Linked DNA regions of Homo sapiens: all the other regions are linked to region 5. Evidence: chromatin contacts called from ENCODE Hi-C or POLR2A ChIA-PET data. All regions are on one chromosome and are shown on one strand. The core of a region is the stretch at or near the end of the contact, and the rest is flanking DNA. Distances in the headings are between cores, read along the strand shown. Region 1 overlaps MANSC1 (MANSC domain containing 1). Region 2 overlaps DUSP16 (dual specificity phosphatase 16). Region 3 overlaps LOC107984486 (a long non-coding RNA gene). Region 4 overlaps DUSP16 (dual specificity phosphatase 16). Region 5 overlaps ETV6 (ETS variant transcription factor 6).

Region 1 (5,004 bases), core at 65-2,564, 570 kb before region 5:
TGAGTTTTGTTCATGTGCCAGGGAAGCCTGATGGGTCAAACATCCTCTCAAACAGGAGCGTGAAGCACAGAGTATTGTGTAAATAATTGTTGTTAGGATACGATGATAGAAATTACAGCTGAATTTGTTTTCTAATACTTCTGGAGTGTTGTTACTTTTGTAATGCACATATAAAAGAGCATGTATGGGATGAAGTTCCTTGCCAATGGGAACGGAAAAAAGGGAACTTGGCATGTGCATAAATCTTTTTAGGGCGAGTGTGAAGGTAATGAAGTGAAATTAGAATTAAACTGTTCTTGTGGCAGCCACCAGGGGGCGTTGCCGGCCCCTGAGCAGGTTGATGGACACCTAGGGGCAACGTGGCACCAACCCCGGACATAGTATGCAAAGGACTGTTTATATCTACAGGATGTGTGCAAGTTGTGTTTGTAATTCTGTGTATGAATCTGTCCATGTTGATGAATTCATATTACCCCATTAAAAATGAATTATCTGCCTCCTGCCTGGAGTGAAATTAAATACAGATTATCTGTTTGGTGGTTTGTTTCTGGAAGAACTCTATTTCTTTTTCTTTTCTGTCTCTCTCTCTCTTTTTTTTTTTCTTTTTTTTTAAGGCAGCATCTCACTCTGTTGCCCAGGCTGCAGTGCAGTGGCGCGATCATGGCTCACTGCAGCGGCGCGATCATGGCTCACTGCAGCCTCCACCTCCTGAGCTCAAGCAGTCCTCTCCATTCAGCCTCCCAAGTATTTGGGACTACAGATAATGCACCACCATGCCAGGCTAATTTTTTAAAATGTTTTGTAGCAATGGGGGGGTCTCAGTATGTTGCCCAGGCTGGTCTCAAACTCCTGGCCTCAAGCAATCATCCTGCCTCGGCCTCTCAAAGTGCTGGGATTACAGGCATGAGCCACCGTGCCCAGCCTCTATTTCCTATATCCCATTGACTAATATTTACGGACCAAGAGTTTGAAAGATGACAGTGGATTCTGTTCATTCTCTAAAGCCATTGCAGTTTGGTATTTAATCTTTTATTGTTGTTGTTGGCAGCTTCATGGCATGTCATTTTTACCAAGGACTGGAAGAATAGGAGAATTCAGACATAGAATAAATTGGGAGTCTGTTTGCTCAGCTGGGGTCCCAGTAATAGTCAGTCTCTCATTTTTCAACTCAGTGAAGTCGTTTGAAAATAAAACTCCAAAGAGGAGTTAAGGGCGCTGAGCTGCTTTGCAGCTCCCTTTGTGGCTCATCTCTGCGTGACTGAGAGGAAGCACCATGCCCCAATGGCAAACATGAGTGGGTGAGGCGAATGGAGCAGGTGTGGAGGATCCCTTTGTGGTTCTAGGACCTCTGCCAACAGAGGAATCTTATCAAGAAGTGGGACTGGCCCTAGCTTTGCTTTATTTATGAGCTTGCATGCTTGAGAAAGAAAACAGCTGTTTTGGCCATTCTTGTCAATGGCCATATTTAAGTTCTGATTTCACACACATCACAGAGTGTTTACTTAAACAGTCTTTTTCTTTTTTAACTTTAAAATGAATTATAGGCCAAGTATGATGGCTCACACCTGTAATTCCAGCACTTTGGGAGGCTGAGGTGGGCGGATTGCTTGATTCCAGGAGTTCAAGACCAGCCTGGGCAACATGGCAAAATTCTGTCTCTACAAAAAATACAAAAATTAGCTGGGCATGGTGGCATGGCATTGTGGCCCCAGCTGCTCAAGAGGCTGAGGTGGGAGGATTGCTTGAACCCAGGAGGTTGAGGCTGCAGTGAGCTGTGTTTGTGCCACTGCACTCCAGCCTGGGTGACAGAGCAAGACCCTGTCTCAAAAATATATATATATATATTTTCAAATATATTTCATTTGACCCAAATTCTACTTTAGAGTAGAATACTATATCCTAGAGCAGATGTCCACCAACTTTTTCTGCCAAGGGCCAAATAGTATTTTAGGCTTTTCACACCAGTACTTTAGGTTTTGAAATACAGAAATTTGAATTTTGTATACCTTTCCTGTGTCACACAATTTTCTTTTGATTATTTTTCAGCCATTAAAAGAAATATAAAAACTGGCCAGGCATGGTGGCTCACCTCTATAATCCCAGCACTTTGGGAGACCGAAGGGGGTGGATCACCTGAGGTCAGGAGTTTGAAACCAGCTTGGCCAACATGGTGAAACCTCACCTCTACTAAAAATAGAACAATCACCCAGGTGTGGTGGCACGCGCCTGTAATCCCAGCTACTCAGGAGGCAGAGGTAGGAGAATCGCCTGAATCTGGAAGGCAGAGGTTGCAGTGAGTCGAGATCATACCACTGCACTCCAGCCTGGGCGACAGAGTGAGACTCTGTCTCAAAACAAATAAAAATTTTAAAAAACGTAAAAACCATTCTTAGCTTGCAAGTCATACAAAGACAGATGGCAGGCCAGATTTGTCCATCAGGCCGTAGTTTGCTGAGCCCTGTCCTAGATGGACGAATAAGTGACAGAGTGACAGTGCAAAGAACCTCTCAGAGGGGTAAGGCTTAGAGAGTAGTCACGAGATGGCATGAATCCGTAGCTGCCTCTGGATCCGTCTGTAGGAAAGAGGAGACTGAGGACCAGTTTGGAAACTGGCATGGAGGTGAATTGAGGAAGAAAAAGGAAAAGAGAGCAGGAGTGAGTGGACTGAGAAATGCCAGGACATTCCTCTGCTTCTTTCCTTGTGTTTTCTGCAGTTCTAATGTGAGATGGTTAGCCTAGCAGCAGAGTGATACATGGCAATTCACCTGGTCATTCCCTGCACTTGATTGCTTGAACAGGTCTTTCCAGTTTGAGCTGTGATAAATGGGGTGTGTGATCAGGAGAAAAATTCTAAGCTTCATGGAGCAGGAGCAGGATCTGGGGCTGGTTTCTCCTCAGCAGGCATCGGGACTGTATGGTTTTTCTGCCCTCTGTGTCTACAGTGTGGTCATCATGATTTCAAATATTGGTCCCATCATCCTCATGACCTATGACATTGGCTCCAAAATTCTAATCTTTGAGAGTCCAAATGAAATCTCCCAGATAGCCTCCCTCCTCTGCGCACAGTGCTGGAACGATATATCTCTGGTTTTTTGTTGTCGTTGTTGCTGTTCTGCTGCTGCTGTGGCCTCAGTGCTCAGAGCGGAGACCAGACCCTGCCTGGCCCCTCCTCCTCCTCCCTGTCAGAGACACACCACAGGGATTCTGCTCCCTCTCTCCTGCTCTATTGCCTCATTTCCCACAGCTTCCACATACCTTTCTTGCCTGCCTCATGCCCCCACTGAAATCTCTCCTGATGATTACTTGCTCCCCATTTGTCATCTCAGTCTTAGGTGGCATGTCTTGCAGAAGCCCACACCTTCCCCCGCATTCTCCCTGCCAACCTTTCCTGCTCAGGTCACCCTCCGGCCCACTTTTTTCCCTGGCCTTGGCCCCTTAGGAAGACGGAGAACCCTTTCCATCTTTGTAAGCCTCTTGCTGCCCTGCTGAGCCCCTCCGGCTTCTCTGCTGTGCACCTCCCACCTTTTCCTTAATTTGCCTGGTCCTCCTCCACACATTTCTCTTCTCTTCTGTCCTATCATGCTAGAAATAAACCACAGCATCTGGTAGAGAGGCGGCGTTATCAGATTCTCATTTAGCAATTTGTGTTTTTCCATTTTGCACACATTTCAATGAAATGTCAAGTATCAACAGTTTGGAGATTTTTTTGTTTAAGAGACAGGATCTCCCTATGTTGTCCAGGCTGGTCTCCAACTCCTGGCCTCAAACCATCCTCCTGCCTTAGCCTCCCAAAGTGCTGGGATTATAGGCGTGAGCCACCATGGCCAACCAGTTTAGGGATCTTTTGAACAAGCTGATATGTTTGTATTTTTTTAACCTACCGTAGCATGGAGTTACATAAGCCTTCCTTTTATTTTCCATACATTTTCAGATTTTCCATCTTTGACCAGAAATTTGCCAAGCCAAGAGTTACCCCAGGAAGATTCTCTCTTACATGGCCAATTTTCACAAGCAGTCACTCCCCTAGCCCATCATCACACAGATTATTCAAAGCCCACCGATATCTCATGGAGAGACACACTTTCTCAGAAGTTTGGATCCTCAGATCACTTGGAGAAACTATTTAAGATGGATGAAGCAAGTGCCCAGCTCCTTGCTTATAAGGAAAAAGGCCATTCTCAGAGTTCACAATTTTCCTCTGATCAAGAAATAGCTCATCTGCTGCCTGAAAATGTGAGTGCGCTCCCAGCTACGGTGGCAGTTGCTTCTCCACATACCACCTCGGCTACTCCAAAGCCCGCCACCCTTCTACCCACCAATGCTTCAGTGACACCTTCTGGGACTTCCCAGCCACAGCTGGCCACCACAGCTCCACCTGTAACCACTGTCACTTCTCAGCCTCCCACGACCCTCATTTCTACAGTTTTTACACGGGCTGCGGCTACACTCCAAGCAATGGCTACAACAGCAGTTCTGACTACCACCTTTCAGGCACCTACGGACTCGAAAGGCAGCTTAGAAACCATACCGTTTACAGAAATCTCCAACCTAACTTTGAACACAGGGAATGTGTATAACCCTACTGCACTTTCTATGTCAAATGTGGAGTCTTCCACTATGAATAAAACTGCTTCCTGGGAAGGTAGGGAGGCCAGTCCAGGCAGTTCCTCCCAGGGCAGTGTTCCAGAAAATCAGTACGGCCTTCCATTTGAAAAATGGCTTCTTATCGGGTCCCTGCTCTTTGGTGTCCTGTTCCTGGTGATAGGCCTCGTCCTCCTGGGTAGAATCCTCTCGGAATCACTCCGCAGGAAACGTTACTCAAGACTGGATTATTTGATCAATGGGATCTATGTGGACATCTAAGGATGGAACTCGGTGTCTCTTAATTCATTTAGTAACCAGAAGCCCAAATGCAATGAGTTTCTGCTGACTTGCTAGTCTTAGCAGGAGGTTGTATTTTGAAGACAGGAAAATGCCCCCTTCTGCTTTCCTTTTTTTTTTTTG
Region 2 (4,849 bases), core at 855-3,354, 720 kb before region 5:
TTACAGACATGTGCCACCACACCTGGATAATTTTGTAGTTTTAGTAGAGTTGGGGTTTCTCCATGTTGGTCAGGCTGGTTTCAAACTCCCGACCTCAGGTGATCCTCCTGCCTCGGCCATCCCAAAGTGCTGGGATTACAGGCATGAGTCACTGCGCCCGGCTGCTGTTCACCTTTTATGTAAAATAAAGTATATTTATTGTGCCAAATGTAGTAAATGAAGAGATTAGGGAACTGGCATGTTTCAGAAGGGTAATATAGGAAGAAAATTGCCCATTTTCTTTCAGGTAGTTGGAAAAGATTTGTAGAAAAGGTAGTATTCCAAGAGAAGGAAGAAATGACCAAGATTGCTTAGACTAAGATAATTATTCCAGGCTTGGAACGTCTCCTGAGAGGCAGCAGGGGGATGACTAAATGAAGCGGGTTTGTGTGGGCTTGCCTGCTAAATGGTGGATGGATGTCAGTTGAACAGATTGTTTTGAGTGCAATTCTATAGCTGGGCTGAAGGTGCAAAAACAAGACGCGGTCCAAGATCTTACTCATTACTTCATTACATAACAGGGGAGATGAGAATTATCTGTTAATGGTAACACACTATGGTAGGTGCTTAATTAATGGTGTGAACAAAGTACTTTGGAAGGACAGAGAACTGAATGGTTAATTATGCATGAGTGGGAAAGAGTTCACAGATGAGGTTAAAGTAGGAAAAGTGGGAAGAGTGTCTTCTGGAAGAAGGACAGGGCCTTCTAAGCACAGGAATCGTGTGAACAGAGGGTGGGTATACATTTGACGTTGGGGGTGCTATATGGGACAGGAGCAGGAAATGAGACTCAAGGAAATGAAAAGAATGTGGATAAAGCACCCAGCTTGGGGTTAATCATAACAAAGATTCCTCTAGTTGTTCAGAACATGGTTTGGAGAGAAAACCACTGCAAACTTCAAGAGCTCCTGGTGGCTTTTTTGGTTATCTTGGCTACTGAGCAGTGAATGGGTATAGAGAGGAGAGAGGATCAATGGAAGAGGTTATTCCAAAAGGATTTGGCAGCCATTTGGATGAGGGTCATGGGGAAGAGAAAGGAGCCCCATTTTATTCTCGAGCTTAGTTGGCTGGGTCGATGTTATTACCCTAAACCAATTTGGGGATTACAGAGAGGAGGCAGGAGTTGGGGGCAGAAAAGGGAAAAAGAGAATATGTTTAGTTTCTGACATTTTGAATGTGAAGGGCCTGTGGAACATCCTGATAGTCAGTAGGTAGTTGGAGATACGGGTTGGAAATTTAAGAGGACACACACACACACGCCATCAGCATGTAGAACTGGTAATTAAGACTACAGAAGTAAGTGCAGCCTTCAAAGAGAGTATTTAGAGTGAGAAGAATGACTAGAATTGTATCTTAGAGAACCAGCGTGTTCCGTGTGGGAAGAAAATGTTGTGTGTCCATATATTCTAAAATCATATAAACTGTTGTTTTCTTTTGTATTCTTTGTTCCACTTCTCTCTCTAGTAATGAAGATAATAGAGACTTGACTATATGAATGATGTGTGGGCTTCAAGCATACTATTTTAAATAGCGTTTGTTGTCCTTAAATTTTTTTTTTTCTTTAAACTTGTCTCTAGATGTCATTTTGCTAGGTTTTTGGACTTCACTGATCTGAATGAATTATATTTCAAGGAAACTGGGCATTTTTATCATCACATTAAACTTCACTCTTTCAGAATGATCATGTTTACTATATTATTAGTCACTTTAACTGCTACTCTTTCTCTCCATAGGAGCTGATGCAGCAGAATGGGATTGGTTATGTGTTAAATGCCAGCAATACCTGTCCAAAGCCTGACTTTATCCCCGAGTCTCATTTCCTGCGTGTGCCTGTGAATGACAGCTTTTGTGAGAAAATTTTGCCGTGGTTGGACAAATCAGTAGATTTCATTGGTAAGTAGCTCAAATAATATTGCAGGTCCTGTGGGTGATCGTCTCATGTGTAGGTGAACCCCCTCAGCCCCCCATTTTTTCTTTAGAGAAAAGGAGCCTATTTCAGAGATTTCAAAAGTCTGAAAACAGCACGTGGTGCAGCTTACTCATCTGGTGGTCAAGGTGACGTGTGTGTCACACTGTCCCTAAGGACTGGCCTTGTGACATTCTAGCTAACATTTAACACCACCAAGGTTAAGCTTCACAGGATCTGTAATTATGTATTTGCAGGTGTTTGAAAATCAGTTAAGCTTTTAGGGTTAAATTCTTCCCCCAACTTTTTCAAATCCTATACAAGCCTTTGGGAAACTTTGGTAATATTCCCTGTTGCCTTGTTGCTGTGTTTTTTACAGAGAAAAGTCAAATCTTTTGAAAACAAATCCCATTACATTTAAGTCTTTATGTCAGTGTTTCTGAGCCGGGGTCCACATGCCAATAATTTCAGGTAGTGTTTGATCTAACAGAATTTTCACACACACACACACACACACACACACACACACACACTCTCATTTGGTTATTTTCCTGGCAATGGTCTTGACGGGATCTCATCTGTGCCATACTTTGTTGTGCTTCCTGGGCTTGTTCAATTCTGGAGCTTCTCTGGCCCCTGGGTACTTACTGCTGAGGCATTTTGGTGCCACAGGATCAGATCTGCTGGGTGGTAACTTGGTGATGTGTATTTGGAATGTGGCTTTAGTGGACAGTGGCTGAGCAGAGGAGAAACACTGCTAGCTCCTGAGCAACATACCACAGTGACTCTTGATGTTCCATGTAAGGAATTTTTTTTCCCCCAGTTACATAAGTTGGAGCACCCTAATCCATAATTACTCTGAATTGGTTACCATTACCATAATTAAAAATAAAAGAACTAGTTCTTTCAAAAAAGTGGAATTGGCCAGGCGCGGTGGGTCACGCCTGTAATCCCAGCACTTTGGGAGGCCTAGGCGGGTGGATCATGAGGTCAGGAGATTGAGACCATCCTGGCTAACACAGTGAAAACCCATCTCTACTAAAAATACAAAAAATTAGCTGGGCGAGGTGACAGGAACCTGTAGTCCCAGCTGCTCGGGAGGCTGAGGCAGGAGAATGGCATGAACCCGGGAGGCAGAGCTTGCAGTGAGCCAAGATTGCACCATTGCACTCCAGCCTAGGCAGCAGAGTGAGACTCTGTCTCCAAAAAAAAAAAAAAAAAAAAAAAAGTGGAATTGGCCAGGCACAGGGGCTTATGCCTTAATCCCAGCACTTTAACAAGCCGAGGCAAGCAATCACTTGAACCCAGGAGTTCGAGACCAGCTTGGGCAACATAGCAAAACCTTGTCTCTACCAGTGCACCTGTGGTCCCGCCTACTCGGGAGGCTGAGGTGGGAGGATTGCTTGAGCCAGGAGGCGGAGGTTGCAGTGAGCTGAGATTGTGCCACTGAACTCCAGCCTGGGCAGTAGAGCCAGACCCTGTCTCAAAAACAAAAAGTGGAATTATGTATATTAAGCCCCATATTATAATTTTCACCTGTGAGGGGAATATTCTATTTAATGCTTTTGGAACTTTAAGTAATTCCAAAACACTTGCCTTTTTTTCAAGATTTCCAGGTTGCTGAGGGTTTCATCTTCAATTAGGATTCATTCTGTGAAACATCTGAAGATAAATGACTTAGTTCATATTAAAGTAATCACAAACAAATGGCCAGGTAGCTCACGCCTGTAATCCCAGCACTTTGGGAGGCCGAGGCTGGCAGATCACCTGAGGTCAGGAGTTCGAGACCAGCCTGGCCAACATATAGTGAAACCCCACCTCTACTAAAAATACAAAAATTAGCTGGGCGTAGTGGCACATGCCTGTAGTCCCAGCTACTTGGGAAGCTGAGGCAGGAGAATTGCTTGAATCCAGGAGGCGGAGGTTGCAGTGAGCCAAGATCGCGCCACTGCACTCCAGCCTGGGTAACAGAGTGAAACTCTATCTCAAAAAAAAAAAAAAAAATCACAAACAAACCCCCACAAGTTAACACACACCCTCCCATTGTACTTCTAAAAAACATTCAGCAAATCATTGTTTTTGTCTCTTTAAAAAATAACAATTGGCTGGGCATGGTGGCTTACGCCTGTAATCCCAGCACTTTGGGAGGCCGAGATGGGGGGATCACCTGAGGTTGCTGGAGTTTGCGATAGCCTGGCCAACACGTCTCTACTAAAAATATAAAAATTAGTCGGGCATGGTGGCGGGCACCTGTAATCCCAGCTACTTGGGAGGCTGAGGCAGGAGAATCTCTTGAACCTGGGATGTGGAGGTTGCAGTGAGCCGAGACCACGCCATTGCACTCCAGCCTTGGCAACAGAGTGAGACTTTGTCTCAAAAAAAATAAAAATAAAAAAAATAAATTACGGTTAATGTTCCCATTGCACGTCACTTCCAGAGACATTGGCTCTAATTTCAGCTAAAAATCAGATATCAAAATCTACCTAGAAGAGAACATGATTTTCTTAAGTCATGACAATGTGTGGGCTTTAGGAGACAAAGTTTAGTAGAAAAGAGAAGAGAATAGAGAATATGAATAACTTTGCTCCCAACTTATTTTTTCCTTTCATGGAAGATATTGGGGTCATCCTGCCACTTTCATTCATACAAAAGAACTTTAACTACTTTGCAACTTGGTTAAACACATACACACAAAATACATATTATAATTTATTTGTAATATCTGCAAATACTTATCAGTATTTCATTTGCTTGGTTCTATTAGAGCCATCATCCTTATCCCACCCAAGTAATTCAAGGCAAAATCTCCAGGCCACTTTTTGAATTCAGCCCATATTCACTACAATTGCTAAGTCTTCTCCTCTGTGGGGTTTTTTGTTGTTGTTCTTGCTTTTTATTTACTCA
Region 3 (4,530 bases), core at 279-2,778, 820 kb before region 5:
AATACCTATGTCATAGGGAAGTTTATGAGATTGTAGTAATATCTGTGGAGACAGTTTAGCATTGTGCTCGGAACCCGTGTTTGGGCTGACTTACTTGGTTCAATACTAGGCTTTCCCACTCAGTAACTATGTGACCTGAAGCAAGTTCCTTAGCCTCTCTGGGTTTCATCAGTTTCATCTGTAAAATGGATACATTACCTATGAGGTAACATATACCTCATAGGTCTGTCGTGACAATTAAATGAGATAATATATGTAAAGCACTTTAACACAGTGCAAGGCACATTGTAAGCTTTAATAGGTGTAAACTATTATAATTATGCAGCAAGAGACCTAGTGTAATCAGCACTTGATATATGTTTGGTAAGTTTGTTTGTGTGAGACAGTGTCTCACTCTGTCACCGACACTGGTGTGCAGTGATCATAGCTCACTTGCAGCCTCGACCTCCCAGGATCAAGCTGTCCTTCCACCTCAGCCTCCCAAGTACTATACTCCCTGGGACTATAGGCGCACACCTTCACACCCCGCTAAATTGTTTTGTATTTTTGTAGAGAAAGGGTCTCACTGTGTTTCTCAGGCTAGTCTTGAATTTTTGGGCTCAAGCGATCCACCCACTTCAGCCTCCCAAAGTGCTGGGATTATAGGCATGAGCCACCGTGCCCAGCCTAAGTATGTTGATGAATTCATCTTATTCAGATGATCTTAACTTCCCATTAATTTTTGCTATGTACATTCTTATGCCACCCTTCCTCCAGACAGGCTGACTGCTTTGGTTTTCCATGAATATATCTTTCACTTTTCTTGCCTTTGATAATGGTTTCCTATTATAATTTATAATTCATCACATGAAATAGTAGGTACTATATCATTTCTAGAATGTCATAATTTCTCTTTCCTGCCAATCCAGATTCTTTCCATTTTTTAAGGTCTCTCCTAAACGTTGGCTTGGTGACACTTTCCCTCATTACTTCTGTACTTATCAGTGTCTCATTTTTCTGAACCAATTACCCTTGGCTTAGCACTTGATGCCATTAATCTGTCAGGTACACTTAGCTGCTGTTTCCTGTATATTCATTTTGTGTCTTCAGCTCAAATGAAAACAGTCCTCAATCCAGCCTTGTTTCAGAACATGCAGTAAATATATAGTGACTATTAAATCTATTAGATCCAACATTCTAGAATAATTTTTCAGGTCTACAGCCTCTTATCAAAAGACTGGCCTATGAGGGTGGGCAGAGGGTTTGGGAATAAGAAGTTCCTGCTGCATTGGACAAGGTCCTTTCGCCTCTGGGCCATGTTGTCAGCGAAGTACTTAAGCACAGGGGCTCCGAAGGTGAGGGGCTGGGAGTAGACCATCAGACCATCCCTGACACAGACAGGAAAGTGTCCCCATTCAAATCTCATTCTTGCTGTGACAGGCTTTGCCTTTAACTAGTTTCTCAAACTTCTTGTACTTTTACACAACATTTGCCCTACTGAGAAACTGGCTTTGCGTGAAACTTCCCATGGCTTGAAGCAAGTCCCCATGACGGTGTTTGCATACCACTGGGGTTTTGTTCCTCCCACACATGCCAATAAAGATGAAGTGGCACTAAGATGACGTGATATGAAGGACATCACTGCAGCCTGCAAAGCAGAGAATGTTTGAACTATGTCAAAGAGTCATACCAGGGTTTCACAATTACAGAAAAGGCCAAGAAAGACTAGTCAAGAATGCAAGGTGAATAACGTTGTCTCTGCTCCAGTTCTCACGGGTGCTGTAGCCCCCACTGAACGCCCATTTCTCTGCACTCCTGTAGTACATATCATCTGGACTACACAATTCAGTCCTGCATTATACAGTGTCCTTCAAAAATTGCTTTGTGTGTTGTGTTCTCCCAGCTAGTTGTAAGTTCCTGAGAATACAGACCACATCTTATACTTCCTTGCTATTGTATATAGAGCCTTGCAATACCATTTAACTCAGTGTTGGGCACAATAAAATTCTCAACAGTAAATGTTGATGGATTTGGTTTTGGAAATGTAAATTTATAAAAAGTGGCCCTGCAAAGGAGAATGAGAAGACTCACTTCCTTTTGAGGGCTGTGGGCCTGGGAGTCCCATCGTCATTTGCAGTGTTGCCAGCAGCAGCAGCCTTCTTTCACAGGACAGGGAGTCAGTACAGCACCAGTAAGACACGTGGTTTCATTGCTTTCCCACTCAGAAGAAGACCACTCAGCACAGTGCCGGAGACCCTGCCCTGATTCCCCTTTCTCCTCCCAACCACAAAGGCCATGCAGGTAGAACTTGAGGGGCATCAGAGATTATCTGACTGAACTCCCTTGTTTTGTAGATGAGGAAACAAGGCAAGAGCAGCTGAGGGTGGTGGAAAGCATATGCATGGGCTTTGGAGTTAGGCAGTACTGGACTCTAATCCCAGTGCTGTTACCCTTTAGCTGTGCGATTGTGGGAGAGTCTGTTAACATCTCAGAGCCTTGATTTCCTCATCTTTAAAGTGTAACAATGGCGACCCACAGGAAATGTTGTAAAAACTCAGGGAAATAATATATGCAAACACAGTGCTTGGCAATAATAGATGCTCAATACCTGTTGGGCTCTCTATTTTCCTTCTCTTGAGTCTCCTGCCCAAAGTCATAAAACAATTTAGTGCTAGCCTCTCCTGTTTTTCAAGCTGTTTTCTTTCAATCAGGTACTAAAGCTAACCTCCTACCCACTAGAAAATTAGGATCAACCATTAACACATTTTTTAATGCTGAAATTTATAACAAAATTTTTAATGCTCACCAGACGTGGTGGCTCATGCCTGTAATCCCAGCACTTTGGGAGGCCAAGGCAGACAGATCACCTGAGGTCGGGAGTTCGAGACCAGCCTGACCAACATGGAGAAACCCTGTCTCTACTACAAATACAAAATTAGCCGGGCGTGGTGGTGCATGCCTGTAATCCCAGCTACTTGGGAGCCTGAGGCAGGAGAATTGCTTGAACTCAGGGGGCAGAAGTTGTGGTGAGCCGAGATCACGCCATTGCACTCCAGCCTGGGCAACAAGAGTGAAACTCCATGTCAAAAAAAAAGAAAATCCCAAGATTTGGACATATTTATTTGGAGCACTTTTATATACCTTGAGATAAAAGAACTTAAAAGATAGAAATACTAAATTTCAGTGTCAGATTCAAAGGTATTGAGGTTTTATCCATTTCCAACTACAGTGTTTGAACTTTTGGTACTCCTAAAATAGTACTCATGGCCTTTTACCCCTTACAAAAATAAAAAAAATTCTGGCTTTGGTATATTTACGTGCTTTGCTTTGCAACCTGATATTTTTCACCTGTCTTTCTTAAGACATACTCTGCCGTCCATTAATCATCAATTGGATCTAAAATGAAAGCACCGCTGTTGGGGTTCTGTTAAAAAAATAGAAACTCTCACTCTGTCATGCCGTCAGTGGCACAACCATGGCTCACTGCAGCCTCAAACTCCTGGGCTCAGGTGATCCTCCCACCTCAGCCTCCTGAATAGCTGGGACTACAGGTATTACAGGTATACCCAGCTAAAAAAAAAAAAAATAGAAACATATTGGTAACAATCATGTGTAGTGGTTTTGTTTCAGAAATAAAATACACATTCAGTCAGGTGTGGTGGCTCATGCCTGTAATCCTGGCACTTTGGGAGGCTGAGGCAGGAGGATCACTTGAGCCCAGAAGTTTGAGACTAGCCTGGGCAACACAGTAAGACCCTCTCTTTACAAATAAATAAATAAATAAATAAATAAATAAATAAATAAATAAATAAATAAATACGAAAATTAGCTGGACATGGTGGTAAGTGCCTGTTGTCCCAGCTACTAGGGAGGCTGAAGTAGGAGGATTGCTAGAGTCTGGCAGGTTGAGGCTACTGTGAGCTGTACTTGGGCCACTGCACTCTAGCCTGGGTGACAGAAGAGCAAGACTCTGACTTGAAGAAAAAAAGAAATGGACATTCATATCATTTATAAAAGTGAATGGTTGATGATAAACCTTTTTTTCCCCCATACTGGAAAGGATTTCCTGAGATCATTATTTCTTTTTTTCTCTGCCTCAGCCTCCCGAGTAGCTGGGATTACAGGCGACTGCCACCACACCTGGCTAATTTTTGTATTTTTAGTAGAGACGGAGTTTCACCATGTTGGCCAGGCTGGTCTTAAACTCCTTAACTCGTGATCCACCCACCTCGGCCTCCCAAAGTGCTGGGATTATAGGCGTGAGCCACTGTGCCTGGCCAAGATCACTATTTCTTTATGAATTTTTAGTTAACAGTCATTGTATTTAGCTACAAATAAATCTTTAAGCATGGAACAGAATCAGACTTAGACCAGAAGAAAAATATTATCATGAAAGGCCTCCCAATTGTGATTATTGCAATTATCATATTGTGATAGATGGTTCATGATTTAGAGGATCAGTTAGGTCCTGCAAGACAGAGAGACAAAGCAGGGGCAAATCTCCCTGGAGTTTTCTTTGTGGAGGGTACGGTAGGCAAAATGATGGTCCCC
Region 4 (4,680 bases), core at 1,327-3,826, 740 kb before region 5:
AGAAGGAAATACAAAATGGATTGGAAAGGTTGACTTTTCAAAAGCCTAAAGGCGGGAAAGCACAGATGTGTTAGGAAAATAGTAGGGAGACTCTGTGACTCTGGCTCTCCTACCTACAGAGCTTGTTAATTCTGTTCAGCCAAGTGGTAGATTCTGGCTGTATTCCTTTTGATGGGTTATTCTGGTTGCAGTCTTTAGAACAATCTTTGTTTCAGGACGTTTAAGAGGAGTTTTTCTGGGCATAGTTATGTATTGCCAATTTAAAAGATCAGCAGAATAGTTACCAGTCTACATCTTCTGAGAACTCTTCCTTCTTGAATAACACATCTGGATGTTGCTGATGGAGTTGATTTAAATATTATCCTGAGTTATAAGATCTGGACATTCTGAGTCATAAGAAATTATAAGTTGCATAATTTTAGTGTTTAGTGATTTGTCTGCTGGTGCTTTGAAAATTTTTCATTCATTTGTTGTGTATGTCATAACTGTTGTGTATGTCATAACTGTTGCATATGTCCTAATACCAAAATTAGATAGAATTTCCCATTTCCCAACTGTGTCACGTGATAGGGTTGTTTAATATAGGGCAAGCTCTTTTGGAGGTGTCATTTATGGGATAAGTTTTGTGAGATGTAGGCTACTTGTCAGCCTTCCTGAAAGAGAAATGCGTATCTATCCACTCTCCTCTTGGTCTGTGCTCCAGTAGATGGGGGTGGATGGAATAAGAGCTTTAAATTAATGCTTTAGATCATTTGGGATTTTTCTCTTTAGTATGGCTCAATTGGAGAGTTGGCTATATGGGAAAAGGTGGAATGCTGCTAATGCTGTGGAAAAAATGCTATGCTCTCTACCTTCCTAGGAGTAATTTACCAAACCTGTGTGGCTTGGCTTATCCAGACCAAAGTATCTACATTGAAACATTAGTTACATATTTTGTTTGCTTTCTTTAGGGGTATGAAATTATGTTGCTTTTTTTTTTCTTTTCTTTTCTTCAACTAGTTTCAACTCTCCATGTTTACTGTCTGCTGATCCCGAAAGAATTGTGACCATACTTTAGTCTGTTTTTGAGTGTCTAGAGAATAAAGTTGCCTAAATCAGACATGTCAGACTGAGGCATAACAGAATTACTCTTAAGAGCAATTAAAGTACTTTACTGCAAAATAAACATTTTCAGTATTTTCCATTTTTAATGTTAGAGTTGTCTCCTTTGTGTGATGGTAAAGCAACAGATTTTCTTTCCAGTATGGAGAGAAGAGAGAACTGTCCTCTACAGGTGAAGGTGTACTCTAGTTTTTCACATATATTCTAAAATAAGCAAATGAAAGGATTGTGTTTATGTTACAAAAAGGGAGTTTTGTTTTACAAAAGAATTAAACTACTTGAGAACTACAAAAGAATTTAATGGCTGGGCACGGTGGCTCACGCCTGTAATCCCAGCGCTTTGGGAGGCCAAGGCGGGCTGATCACCTGAGGTTGGGAGTTCGAGACCAGCCTGACCAACATGGAGAAACCCCGTGTTTACTAACAATACAAAATTAGCCGGGCATGATGGCGCATGCCTGTGATCCCAGCTACTCGGGAGGCTGAGGCAGGAGAATTGCTTGAACCCGGGAGGTGGAGGTTGCGGTGAGCGGAGATCGCACCATTGCACTCCAGCCTGGGCAACAAGAGTGAAACTCCATCTCCAAAAAACAACAACAACAAGAATTTAACCGCATAGTTCAAAAACTGTGAAACCATATGAACTATATGCAGATGATTTAAAATACAAAAGTTAAATTTGCATATGACTTTTTAGGAAAATGTCTTCCATAAAGTAGAGCTTTATATCAATATTATTTCTTTGTATAACCATGGAATCCATTCACAATATAGGGTGGGAGGGCAGTTCTCTTTGATTCTGCCTTCCTTGAAGGCGGCTCTGCCAGTTGATAAATCCCTAGTGACTTGCTCCCTATTTAAATGAAGGCATGAGTGGAAAGGCCCTCTGTCTCTCCCTGCAGGAAACCATCTTTAAAGTCATGGAACTGCTAAAAGGAGAGGGATCTATTTTTAGAACTTTGGCCTTAAAAACATTTTAAGAATATCAGTAAGCCACAGTAAAGTGCTACTTTTGTTTATTATGTAAATATACTTTCATTTAAAGAAAATACTGTGATATATAACTGATTGCATGGGTGAGAGGGAAGAGAAAAGAGTGACTAATTGGAATTGTTTAGTAGAGTTGTTATATGTATTTTATTTTACTTGGCAGATTTTTCCCCCCCAAAATGGAATGGTGGTTCACGTTTGCTTTTACAGAAAATCATATTTATAATTGGAATTGTGAAGGAGGTGATCTTAAGGGAAGACGTTTTCATGGCTGAATTAGGAGAAGGTGTTATCTAAATGAGGAATGCCTTAGAAGCTGTACCAGATGTTTTCTGTGTCGGAAGTAGTATCTATGTTTTTATTTGTAAACATGCATTCTTTTGGTTGGATTTATGGAAGACTAACAGAAACATGGGTTTTAGCATTGCGGTCTGGCTGCCTGTGCATCCACAGCTGTAGAGGCCAAGACGCTTCTCTGCCTGCAGGGACTGCCCATCCCTGTTTCTCAGCAGGCTGGAAATAGCTGTGTATTTGTCTTCCTTCCTCTTAGCACAGATACTTCCAGAGTAGGGGGCACAGTCATTCTTAGGTTCAGGTCCATGTTAGGGAAACACATGTGGGTTACTATGACTTTGTTTTCTGCATTCCCAGATGATAAACAGCATAAAATTAGGAATAGGAGAAACTTGGCAAGATTGGACAGTGAGCCAAGTCTTCAGACAACTTTAAAAAATAGGCGCAAATTTTTTCAAGAAGCTTATCAGTTTTTCGGTACTGCTTTTCACAGTAAATAGCGGATAACGGACTGATGTTATGTCTTGTAATGGAATCTAGCTTGGAGTCCCTGGGACAACAAAGTTATGATAAGGGCAGATAAGAGGACGCTTGATTCTTTGTCTCCGTTAGCCATTTGGAGCAGAACGTTTGCATAAATGAACTTTTCTTCTGAAGTGGATCTTGTTTGTAAGAGAACTTACGAAAGGAAGAGGGACATTTTAAGCATGTTTCAAAACTGAGTTGCTGGTGAGGCCACAGTTAGTTTTTAGAGGTCCAAGGGAAATCAGGCAGTGTCTCATCTGTTGTTAATTAATGAAACGAAACTGGAGTCACTAGAGTGCAGCAGTGAATGAAAGGTCAGTGAATGGAAAAAACTGTCAATGAAGGAGGATGTCAGCAGAGTGGAACATTGTCATAGATAAAGATCAGTGAAAATGTGCTCTGGCTGAGGTAGGGTTTTCTGGAAGTGACTGGGAGCCAGTCTGGGACATTTCAAGCCAAACTGAGCACTAAATGAATGTTCTGATTGCAGCTAAATCTGTTAAATATTTTTAAATATTTGTTTGAGTTTGTTCTAGATATCAGTTGAGAAAGATTTGTGAAAAAGAGGCTTCTTTTTGTTTTATAATGTGTTTTACAGTGTAGTGTTGTTTTGTTTGGCTCTTTTGTTTTGAAGCTGAACAATGGTTTCTTTCTCTCCTTTCTGTTCTCTGTCTTAGAACTTTCTAGAGCCACACTTACTTTTGAGGTCCACTGAAATCAAAGTGATCTAGGATCACTGTACCAATTAACGATAGAACTGGACCTCGAACAGCCTGGCTGATGGCTCAGTTTATGATTATTGCAGAATTGCATCTCCTCTGAAAGTTGTTCTGTGGGGGGTGACCTGACAGCCAAGGTCTACTACCAACTTGTAAATGGTGGTCATGAACAAACCAGTGACCATATTTACATTTCAACCAGTTCATCTGTAAACTTTGTTATTGGTGTCATGTGAAATTGCCTTTAAAGAGATTCTCCTTTCTCTGTTCTTGTCGGATCTTCTTCCTTCTCCCTCATTGAAGCCTTTGAGCGATATAGCTTTGGGGAAACAAGGCTCTTCCATCAGTTTGGGAGAGGACCATGGCCTTTTTAGCCTGGTCACAGCTGGGGAGGCCAGGACCCCATGAATATCATCAGCAAGGCTGTCCCTGCATCCAAGGGAGAGTTGAAAGTAATTCCATAGGATTTAGAAAAGTAGACTTATAACCTGGCTCTTCCGGTTATTATATTACGTGATTCTGAGCCTATATTATGTGATTCTGAGCCTTATCTATAAATGGGATTAGTAGTAACACCTATCTCATAGGGCAGCTGTAAGAGTGTGTAAATACCTATAGAGTGCTTAGAGCAATGTTTGTCACGCAGTAAGTGTTCAGTACATTCTAGGATTACATACATTATTTATAAAAATAATCATTTATAAGGTTCAAATGAAATTCAAGTGGTGTTTCCTTGGATTCTCTGTTTTCTCTTTGAGAACATTTATTGGAATATTGTTTTGTTGGATGTATGTATGTATTTTTTTGAGACAGGGTCTCACTTTGTCACCCAGGCTGGAGTGCAGTGGTGCGATCACAGCTCACTGCATCATCAACCTCCTGGGCTCAAACAGTCCTCCCACCTCAGCCTCTCAAGTAGCTGGAACTACAGGAATACTCCACCATGCCTGGCTAATTTTTTCTTTCTTTCTTTTTTTTTTTTTTTTTTTTTAACAGAGATTGGGTTTATCCATGTTGCCCAAGCTGTTTTGTTGAATTTAAATGACAACCA
Region 5 (4,436 bases), core at 1,327-3,826:
GTATCAAGCAGTGGGGACCAAGAGAGACGTAGACAGATGAGGATCTAAGACGGCCCTGGATTTTCACTTTGCAATTAGATTGCATTGGAATGGTAGGGGGATGGGGTCTGATCTTATTACACTATGTATGTGCCAGGGCTCTGAAAGGGACAGTATTTACCAGGAGACAGAGCAAGGGACTAGGGAGAGTCATATAGTTCACTAAAATCTGGATATATAAACCCTGAAGTTTTGGGTTGTGGTAGATGTTTTCTGTGGGGTAGCTTTAAATTTTTATTTTAGTGAGTTATTCTGTTTTTCTGAAATTTGTGAAGCTTTAACCACAGTCAGATCTCAAAGGGGAACTCAACACTATTCTTCATGTTCTTAAAGTGAAGAGATTAGGCAATAGGGCTTTGGCTTCTATTGGAAGGCAAGGTGTATATTGGATGGACCTGTCTCCCACCTACCACCTCTGTGACTCTGGTCAAGTTCCTTTTCCTCTTTAAGTTTGACTCTTCATCAGTAAGATGAGGATAATAAAACCCAGTTCACAGGACTGCCTAGAGGGTTAAATGATACAATACATGTGAAAAGCGCCTACCATAAGCACTCAATAAATGGAAGTTATTATTCCACATGGAGAACTACAAAGGATCTTTCCCCCAAATTCTGCACACCTCCTCCCTGTCACACACACATAGGCCACCCAGCTCTGGTAGCTCCTTCCCCAAGGGTCAAGATTTTCCTGACCACTTACTTCAACTCAAGACTTGGATTACCATGCCCTTTATACATCTGCAAGATCTTGGCATTACGATCAAACGTGATCATCCCTGAAGTAAAGACATTTAGTGAGAATGGTTGAAAGGCTTAAGGATTCAGATTTATACTCCCAAATTCACTACTCCTGTCAAAGAAATGCAGATGACTTGCACATTCTCAAATCGCCAGTGTACTAGAGGAGACCTGACCTTCTTTGGCCAAGACTGATGATGGCAATGTCTTGAGAGCAATGGCCACGCACAGTAAGTAGCAGACTGCTCATCCTGGCCTCAGAGCTCCAGGCTCACAATGTTTTGTCTAAATCAGGAGGCCTGGATTTTCCATCTAGTTTTCCATCTGTCTTATCCACAGAGAAGGCCAGCCCTAAGCAAATTATAGTGCTTATTTCCAACTCTACCCACTCCGTGCTGGCCACGGTCCTTCCACTTCAAAAAATTCAGGAGATCTGATAAGCTAATTTTCATTAAGATATTAGGGACTTGAGGTATTAATTATCTCTCTCCATAACTATCTCCTGCCATAATGATTTACTTTTAAAAGTGGAGCTATGTGGAAATAATGCCTGATCCAAAAGGAATGTCTCAACAATGGAATTTCAGGCACCCTGGTCATTCATCGTGGGAGATATTTATGTTCAAAGCACTCTAAATCATTGCAACTGGGTGACCACATTCCCTGCTTAAGTATAACATTCACCCCGTTCACAGTCAACTATAAGCCCTCTGTCCTGGGTCCAAAGTAATGCTATCTGAACAATAAAGGTTTAGAAGGCAGCCACTTTCTGAATCTCAATACTCCTTTAGCAAACAAAGAAGTACCAGACATGAGAGAGCTACACAGCGTCTGCACAGTGCCAATGCTACAATACCCAGTTGTATTTCAAGTTCTTTTCCCCGATCACTGGGGTGGCAGGAATCGTCACAGTAGTAGGAATAATCACAGAAGCTTTGTGAAGCAGGTATCTGGAATAACAGCTATAAGACGATCCCAACGAAAGCACGTGCGTGCACACACACTTGGATTCATCTGAAGCAAAAATTTTTCTCTAAGAATCAAAAGAAAAGCTTATTTTCTTTCATAAGGTCCAAAATCTATTTGATCAGAGACAAATTTCACATCTTTTTAGGTTTTTGTGGGTCTCTGAAGCTCCTCTCAGCACTTGGTCAGGGCATTCCAGTAGTTTCATTTATAACCCATGAGTCTCAAGTGAAGAAAACCTCTCTCAGGGAATTCCTACTTTTGTGTTCCTAAAAGACCTTTAATAAAACCCCAGATACCTGGATGAATATTTGAATCACGGCCAAATTTTAAGGTCAGCAAGAGCCCCCACGAAAAATGCTTGACAGAGTTGTAAATAGGGGAACGAGAACTGCGTCTGTTCAGAGAGGGGACTTTGTGAGGTGGCTTCACTACCACCTCATAGGAGAAGTGAAAGGAGTCAGTGTGGGAGCTGAGGAGTTCAAGAACAATGGCGTGAAGGAATCAGAATGAAAAAGGAAAGCATTTTCTCCCCGACTTTGTTCATATCTAGTGGGAAACCATGCCTAACAGAGATGAACCTTCCAACCCATCCGAATAACAGGTTTGGGAACCTGCACCACCTTAGGGTTCCTTCCTGAAGCAAGGCATGCGAGGAGGAGGAGGAAGGAGAAAGAGTCATTTTATGTCCTCAAGAGGGCTGGCACCAAATCACTTACTCATATTTGTTTCTCTACAAAGAGTTCCTGATGTTGGTGACTTAAGAGCTACTTAAGGAGAAAAAATAAAACCCCTCATCAGCTTTGGTCACGAATCACTGCTGCTTTGGGCGAGTCTTTTCTCCCTAATCTTACACCCCCTTTTCACAGCCCATGGCAATGAGTAGATGATTCCAGCAACTAGTTGAGGGCCTCTATTTAGAAATACTTTCCTTGGGTGTGAGTTTTCATGCCCAGGGGATGGTATAAGTGTCACAGATTCTCTCTGCTGGCTGAGGCGGATGGAAATGTACTTTCAAGCTCAGCATCAAAGCCTTCACTTTAGAAGCTGAAAGCCTTCATTCCCTTGCCAACTGTGCTTTTTTTCTCCCATAATTAATTAATGCAGTATTAATTGTGCATGTGCTACGGAGCCGGCTAAGGGAGGATAGTGTGGCCCATCCACGCAGATCAGCTGGCTCTGTAAAGCCTAAAACCCAGTGGATACCATCTCCAGAGGGAGAAAAACGCAGACTGAAATTTTTTACAGGTTACAGGAAAGGCAAACACGCCTTGAGTTGCAGAGGGGATTGCCGCTAATCACACAGTTGGGGTCAAGTAGATAGTTAGCAGAAGCCACACCTGTGCATGTTGCATGGGGCAAAGGGCCAAGCCACAGACAATTCTCAGGCCAGAAAGGGGGCTATGAGAACAGGGGAGCAGGCCTGTGATCTGGCTGTAAGGTCCTGGGAACCAGCATAAGGCAAGAGTGGCAGGGACAGTCTTTAGAAGCCCTGCAAGGCCTAGGAGCTGGCACCAGTTCTCATCCCACAAAAGCATTAACCCGATTTCAATCACAGGAACCATAGGGAAATGCTCAACAGAGCTGGGTGTTGGATTTCCCTATTTCCTTGCAGGAGGGCTTCCTCCCAAAACAATCACAGGTAAAACGAAGGACAATTTCCTGTGTCATGAAAGTACCACCATCTGCACTAAAATTTGATGTTGAGTCCTAAAAATCAAGTGAATGATCATGAAATCTGGCATTTACAGATAATGTTCCACTGCTGATACCCCTTGTGTTTCTCTTCTGGAATAAGAGAACAATGCGACGATTGAGTTGGGGAGAACTTAGGAATCATATACTCAGGCCATTTCACTTTGCAGATGTGGAAACCACAGTCCTGAGAGATGGAATGAACTGCTGGGATGACCCAAGTAATCAGCCACGTAGAACCAGAGCTCAAGGAACTGACCCCTACAAGAGCATGTTCTCTGCCCTCTTACCCTGTTGTAGCGTGTTCTGGCACACATGCCATGTGGGTAAACTAAGGCACCAAACGTCAGGCAATTTTTCTGAAGCGTGTTGGCTTAACACAAATTATCAGGAAGTTCAGTGTTTTAAGGTGTAAACTCAGTAACACAATCTTCATTCAATCACAGCATCTTTCTTACTGTTTAATAACCATCTGTGAGGTAGATCATCTCTTTAAAAAAGATGGAAAATAATAGACAAGGAACCTCTTTTTACTTCATTTAGTTTTGTTTCTAACACTCCAGAATTTACACACATACCTGAGACTATCTGGCAGATAACAGTGTGCATACAGGATTGGATATGGAAATTTATCTTCCTTCAAGTTCAAAAGATAATTTGGTTTATAGCTCTGATTTTATCCATCTGGGCCCTCTTGTCAGTAATTTATATTATGCTTAAAAATTGGAAAAAAAAATCAGCCTGTTAGCTTGGATATTCTCCTTCTAACCAATAGATAGAATGAAACAACTTTCATTTGCTCCTCAGACTTTTAAAGAGTAATAGGGTGAAGTGGAAAATAAAAGTCTGGGTTTTGGAATTAGATACGGATTCAAATTGGGGCTCCTCCACTTTCTCTGGGTGACCTCGGGCAAGTGGTTTACCTGAGCCTCAGGTATAATATCTACTGTGCAGAGTTTGTTATTATTCAGGATAATATATATGAAGCATATACATAT

Evidence for each region. Hi-C counts contacts between places; a loop is a spot of excess contacts on that map. ChIA-PET counts read pairs that join two places held with the same protein, here RNA polymerase II (POLR2A). Pooled maps may share reads with other maps.
Region 1: a pooled map shows a loop between it and region 5 (2.2-fold over the local background). The contact joins two enhancer-like sites. A Hi-C loop is called at or near these places in 1 of 50 pooled maps. POLR2A ChIA-PET finds 5 or more read pairs at or near these places in 2 of 52 experiments (AG04450 and activated B cell).
Region 2: a map with no recorded cell type shows a loop between it and region 5 (4-fold over the local background). The contact joins two enhancer-like sites. A Hi-C loop is called at or near these places in 1 of 37 single-sample maps with no recorded cell type and 2 of 50 pooled maps. POLR2A ChIA-PET finds 5 or more read pairs at or near these places in 2 of 52 experiments (GM10248 and activated CD4-positive, alpha-beta T cell).
Region 3: a map with no recorded cell type shows a loop between it and region 5 (17-fold over the local background). The contact joins two enhancer-like sites. A Hi-C loop is called at or near these places in 7 of 37 single-sample maps with no recorded cell type and 3 of 50 pooled maps.
Region 4: a pooled map shows a loop between it and region 5 (4-fold over the local background). The contact joins two enhancer-like sites. A Hi-C loop is called at or near these places in 1 of 37 single-sample maps with no recorded cell type and 3 of 50 pooled maps. POLR2A ChIA-PET finds 5 or more read pairs at or near these places in 1 of 52 experiments (activated T-cell).

Annotation. Positions count from the first base shown.
Region 1 is chr12:12,329,886-12,334,889 of GRCh38, reverse strand. It overlaps MANSC1 (MANSC domain containing 1), which reads left to right. Exons shown (of 4, transcript NM_018050.4): 4 at 3,932-5,004. The coding sequence ends at 4,863. Among named protein-coding and RNA genes, the nearest start is that of MANSC1, 18 kb to the left of the region's middle. Within about 2 kb of position 1,314, at least 11 of the 41 ENCODE cell types and tissues checked have a DNase peak (open chromatin) inside an H3K27ac peak, as active enhancers do.
Region 2 is chr12:12,484,111-12,488,959 of GRCh38, reverse strand. DUSP16 (dual specificity phosphatase 16) reads left to right here. Exons shown (of 7, transcript NM_030640.3): 5 at 1,773-1,932. Among named protein-coding and RNA genes, the nearest start is that of DUSP16, 76 kb to the left of the region's middle. Within about 2 kb of position 2,104, at least 3 of the 41 ENCODE cell types and tissues checked have a DNase peak (open chromatin) inside an H3K27ac peak, as active enhancers do.
Region 3 is chr12:12,580,150-12,584,679 of GRCh38, reverse strand. All of the region lies in intron 1 of LOC107984486 (a long non-coding RNA gene), which reads left to right. Among named protein-coding and RNA genes, the nearest start is that of DUSP16, 20 kb to the right of the region's middle. RefSeq lists an enhancer at 1,178-1,237. Within about 2 kb of position 1,528, at least 8 of the 41 ENCODE cell types and tissues checked have a DNase peak (open chromatin) inside an H3K27ac peak, as active enhancers do.
Region 4 is chr12:12,504,632-12,509,311 of GRCh38, reverse strand. The region is part of intron 3 of DUSP16 (dual specificity phosphatase 16); the gene reads left to right. Among named protein-coding and RNA genes, the nearest start is that of DUSP16, 56 kb to the left of the region's middle. Within about 2 kb of position 2,576, at least 13 of the 41 ENCODE cell types and tissues checked have a DNase peak (open chromatin) inside an H3K27ac peak, as active enhancers do.
Region 5 is chr12:11,760,956-11,765,391 of GRCh38, reverse strand. All of the region lies in intron 2 of ETV6 (ETS variant transcription factor 6), which reads right to left. Among named protein-coding and RNA genes, the nearest start is that of ETV6, 110 kb to the right of the region's middle. RefSeq lists enhancers at 1,896-2,105, 2,436-2,485, 2,986-3,105, 3,116-3,285. Within about 2 kb of position 2,576, at least 10 of the 41 ENCODE cell types and tissues checked have a DNase peak (open chromatin) inside an H3K27ac peak, as active enhancers do.